Linked DNA regions of Homo sapiens: region 1 is linked to region 2. Evidence: chromatin loops called from intact Hi-C (ENCODE). Cell type or tissue: endothelial cell of umbilical vein. All regions are shown on one strand. Region 1 overlaps ARHGEF17 (Rho guanine nucleotide exchange factor 17). Region 2 has its middle 17 kb from the start of ATG16L2.

Region 1 (2,500 bases), 500 kb before region 2:
TCTTCTTACAATGTGGTATTGACTCTTCCCACAGAAAGACGAGGTCCAGGTCCCCTCCCTTTGAAGCTGGGTAAAGCTTTGTGACTGCCTTGACCACAGAGCACAGCAGAAATGATACTATGTGACATCCAAAGCTAGGTCATAAAAATGCCATGTGCTTCCATCTTGCTCTCTTGGCTTGCTCATTCTTGAAACCCAGCCTCCACGTTGTGGGGAAGCCCAGGCCACATGCAGGGGCCATGTGTAGGTATGCCAGCTGACAGGCCAGATGAGGTCCAGCCAAATGCCAGCATTAATCACCAATTTGTGAGTGAGGATGCCTTCAAGGTAATTCCAGCCCAGCACTATCCGACCACACTGCATGACTCTCAGTGAGAAGTGCCTAGCTGAGGAAACTGAGGATCAGGGAGGTGGAGGAGCCATGGTCACACAGGCAGTGAGTGGAAGAGACGGAATGTGAACCCAGGGTCCTTCATATGCTGACAGGAGAAATGAAGGAAGGGGATGATTTCTGCACAGGCTAGATTTCATCTATTGCCCCAGAGGGGTCCAGCTGGGACTCCAACCTCACCACTCCTTCCAGAAACTGTCCCTGCTGGCTGAAAGGAGGATGGAGGTGGTAGCCCTCATTCCTTATGCTGGGACTCAGGCCCGACTTCTAACTGCTGAACCTTGCTGGTGCACTCTTAGCCCAGAAGGGACCCCCGTACCCACTGCGCTCCCAGCCCCCTCCTAGACCTCTGGGAATGAGGTGTGCTCACTGTATCCTTGGTGGGAGCTCATGTATACAGCTGGCTAATGTTTAGTGAGGCACTGTTTCTCATGTATTATCTCATTTAGTCCTCACACCAGTCCTCTGAGTTATGTATTCCTGTTATGGCCATTTTACAGATGAGGAAACAAAGGCTCCAGGAAGCAAAGCAACTTGCCTGAGGTTATGAAGTCAGGATGTGGCAAAGCTGGGATTTGACCCCAAGTAACTGGCATATCAGAGAAGCTGAGTGACCTCACCAGGGTCACAGAGCACATTAACAAGAAGTCAAGCCAAGCCCAGAGCACCTTGAATGAGAAGGTAGGAGGCTGTATTCTCTTCCATGGATGGCTGGGAGTTAGATGGAAATAGGACGGTCTCAATGTCTGCTCCCTGCTTTCCACAACCAGAAGATCCATAAGAGCAGAGACCAGGTCTCTTGACATACAGTAGGTGTACAATACTTATCTATTGACTGTCTTGCTTTGCAACTTTAGCCAAATTCCTCTCCACTCTGGGATTCAGTTTCCCCCTCTGTAAACAAATGGGGGAGAAGGGAAGGTGTAGATGGATTCTAAATTCCCCACCAGGCTTCCTGGCAGCAGAGGTGGTGGGGGTGAGGTCATGCTCAGAGGTGGAGGATGGACAGCTTGACCTTCCTTCCTGATTTCAGGCTTCAGGATTAAGCCTATGGCTCCAGTGAGGAAGCTGAAGCCCCAAGAACTGCACTTCCACCAGACGCCCACAGGTGGCAGCAGAGGCCCACATGGCAGGGGCTGTGGTGCATGTGGTTTGAATTTAACTGGTGGGTTTTTTTTTTAATGTGGGTTTTTTCCCTTTCTTTCTTCTCTGAGATCCGCCCCCCTCCCTCCCAATTTCAAGAAGATACAGCTGGACCTTCCAGGCTGGGAAGGAAAAGTTTCTCATTATGGATAATAGCGGGAAGCAGGAGGTGGGGCTTGAGAAGTAGATGGATAGACAGACCCCCAACAGATGTGAAAAACATCTTAGGAGCTCAGAAGCTTTGAATGCAATCATCCTCTCAGCCCAAGAGGCTGGGACTGTCACCCCCATTTTACAGGCAGAGAAACCAGAACCCAGATCTTCTGGGTCCCACATCTGAGTCTGAGCAGGGGAGGTTGCCCTGCCCTTGGCAGTCGAGAAGGACCCCACTGGTAATCCCATGAGGCCTTAGGGTAGGTAGGACTTGCTAAATCTGGCAACTCCTGCTTTAGGGCTCCCAGGAAATGCACCCACCTTCCCCTATGCACACTTCTGCCTACATACTGGCCTGGCCTGTGGTCCCAGCCCTGGCTTAAAACCTATGAATGAGATGACCTCCAGGGGCCCTCCTCTCCCAGCTCTAAAAGTTATTTCATTCAAAATGTCTAACACTGGCTCAGCACCAGACCAGTGCTCAGGGAATCAGGCCCTGTGGCCCAGGACCACCACCGTTCAGCCTCTGATTCCTGACCTGCACAGAGCACTGGAAAGCAGGGATCCCTTCCCTATCCTCCACCCAGTTCCCCAGCCTGCAGGGGGGCTGGGATCGTGGGAACGGAAGTTATCCAGGGTCTGTTTCCAGCCCCTCTTGTTCTCTCCCTCCCTCAGACCCAGGAGCAGGGGGAAGGGCTGCAGTCATGTGTTGTCGGTGGGATGGGGTGTCCTGCCTCTGGTGCAGAAGATGACTCACTGGGCTGTGGGCCAGGCACCCTGGGAAAGGCCAGGTCAGCCTCAGCCAGAGCCCCA
Region 2 (2,500 bases):
AGCTGTCAACATCTATTTTCACCTCTCTGCTGAACGGGACTGAAGAGGCTGGAGGGAGGAACAGCCTTCCCGCTGACATGCCCCTCTGAACTCCTCTGCTCAGTCTGTGAGCTCCTCTTCCTCCTGCCTACCTCATTCCCGGGAACTCCTTGGCCTGTTTCTGGCCTTACAGACTTGTTCCTCCAGGAAGCACCCCCTCCTACTGGGAGGGGGACCTCCAAGCAAGTTAAGGTGAACATGTGCTCCCTGAGAGAGGCAACTCCACCCGATGGCAGCAGCGTGTGTGGTAAGATTGACGCCCATAAAGTAGAAGGGAAGGTTTTGGGGGAGAGAAGGGCTCACTGTCCCAGAGATCAGTCAGACCATTTCCTGAGCACCTCCTCTGGGCTCTCTAAGCAGTCTCCACTACAACCCTGTGAAATGAGGGAGAAACGCAATGGCGCAGCTGGCCTCCCAAGATTCAAGTTCCCTCACTCCTGTGTCCCTGCATGTCCCTCACTTCAAGGGATACTAACCGTCCAGGCTCAGGACCCAGAATAGAAAAGGGTGAAGATGTAGGGAGGGAGTCAGGTTAGACACAAGGCTAGCATCACACCTCTACCCCCGTGGTAGCAGGCAGGGGGCACACACACCCTGGGGGAGGGGGCATGCCCCGCAGCCCTGCCTAACTGCGAGTCTGAACACGTTGCTTTAAAAAGAGTATGTGTAATGCAGCCACAGTCCAGCTGCAGGGCTTCTCTGAGCTCAGTTTTCTCACCTGGGAAACATGGTAGCTACATGGCAATGTAGTTGGGAGGAACAAATAATGCTGCAGAAAGGGTGCAGGGCAGGGCCTGGCACCTCCTAAGGGCTCAGTCACGGTGGCTACAGGAGTGTCGGTCTCCCCAGCCATGTGTCCCTGGAAACGGGAATGGCCTCAGTAGACTAGGCAGCTGGTGACCCCTGGTGGCTGCTGGGAGCCAGGGCATGAGGGCTGGGGCAGAGTAGAAGGCTGAGTATCGAAGAATGTTGGAGCCCAAGGCTCTTAGACCGTTAGACTGGCTGAGTCCTTGAATAAGAGAATTTTGTTGTTGTTGAGATGGAGTTTCACTCTCGTTGCCCAGGCTAGAGTGCAATGGCGCATTCTCAGCTCACTGCAACCTCCTCCTCCTGGGTTCCGTGATTCTCCTGCCTCAGCCTCCCAAGTAGCTGGGATTACAGGCATGTGCCACCATGCCCAACTAATTTTGTATTTTTAGTAGAGACAAGGTTTCACTATGTTGCTCAGGTTGGTCTTGAACTCTTGACCTCAGGTGATCTGCCCTCCTTGGCCTCCTAAAGTGCTGGGATTACAGGCGTGAGCCACCGCATCCAGCCTGAATAAGAGAATTTAACCACTTAATAAACATTTCCTGAGTCATTCTCTGTGCCAGGCCTGATCCCAGGAAATAATCTATTCCCATCCTGGCCTCTTCCAAGAGTTCCTTGACTTAAAATGGAGGAGGCAGATACAAAAGGGGAGCTCAGGGACAGAGGAGGCCTCTACCCAGCCTGGCAGGCGAAGGAAGGGGAATCCTGAAAGAAAAATTTGAACTGGGGGCTGGGAGGGAAGGAGAACATTCTGGGAAGAAAGAAAAGCATGTCTGAGATGCACTCATGATAGCAAGGAAATAGCCAGGCACGGTGGCATGCACCTATAGGCCCAGCTACTGGGGAGGCTAAGGCAGGAGGACCACTTGAGCACAGGAGTTTGAGACCAGCCTGGGCAACATAGTGAGACATCATCTCTAAATGAGTAAATGAATGAATGAATAGCAAGGAAATGAAGATGAAGCTGAGAGGCCAGCAGGGTCACATCCAAAGGGCTCCAGATTTCATGCTGGGGTTGCGGGTGGTCTCTGAAGGCAGCAGGGGAACTCCAAAGGATTGGACTTGTGAACACGACACCCTAGAAAGTCACCCTGTTGGGCCGAGCATGGTGCTGTGCACCTGTAATCCCAGCCCTTCGGGAAGACCAGGTGGGAGGATTGCTTAAACCCAGGGGTTTAAGGCTGCAGGAGTTTGAGGCTGCACTAAGGTTTTTTGTGTGTCTCAAAAGCAACAACAACAACAACAAAAGTCACTCTGGCCATAGTAAGGGAAAGGATTGGATGGGGAGACTGCAGGTCTAGAAGGTGGCCCACAGTGGCAGGAGGGTGGAGGAGTACTAGAACCAGCAGCACAAGGTCCCAGGGACATGGGGTGCAGGAGGAACGGGTCACTTGCAGGGGAGATGATGGCCAGGAGGCAGCTAGACCAAAAGTAGTGAGTGGTCTGGGAGTCAGCAGAGTGTAGGTGTTGCCATTTAACCAACACCGTCTCCACAGGCCTGTGCCCAGTCCTAGGTTGGTAAAGGAAGTTGGTTTGCCCCAACTCTGCCCTGTGGGCTCTGCCTTGTAAGCAAAGCCCCAGGCCCAGATCTGGCCCACAGCTGCCCTCCCCCAGGCACAGACACACAGAGGCCTTGCTCTGCCCCACCCTG

What was found. Hi-C counts contacts between places; a loop is a spot of excess contacts. Peaks named below come from ENCODE experiments on the same cell type or tissue, not always from the same donor. Only the 100,000 strongest peaks of a DNase experiment are listed, where the experiment ranks them.
Region 1: it touches region 2 in a loop (7-fold over the local background); 7 of 110 quality-filtered maps call a loop at or near these places.

What each region holds. Positions count from the first base shown.
Region 1 is chr11:73,334,637-73,337,136 of GRCh38, reverse strand. All of the region lies in intron 1 of ARHGEF17 (Rho guanine nucleotide exchange factor 17), which reads right to left. LOC124902710 (a long non-coding RNA gene) reads right to left here. Exons shown (of 2, transcript XR_007062774.1): 2 at 1-2,500. Among named protein-coding and RNA genes, the nearest start is that of ARHGEF17-AS1, 27 kb to the right of the region's middle. In endothelial cell of umbilical vein, a CTCF peak has its summit at 1,492; DNase peaks (open chromatin) are centred at 1,536 and 2,406; H3K27ac peaks cover 926 bases.
Region 2 is chr11:72,830,081-72,832,580 of GRCh38, reverse strand. It overlaps a transcript of ATG16L2 not described here. Among named protein-coding and RNA genes, the nearest start is that of ATG16L2, 17 kb to the right of the region's middle. In endothelial cell of umbilical vein, a CTCF peak has its summit at 945 (motif pointing left); a DNase peak (open chromatin) is centred at 900.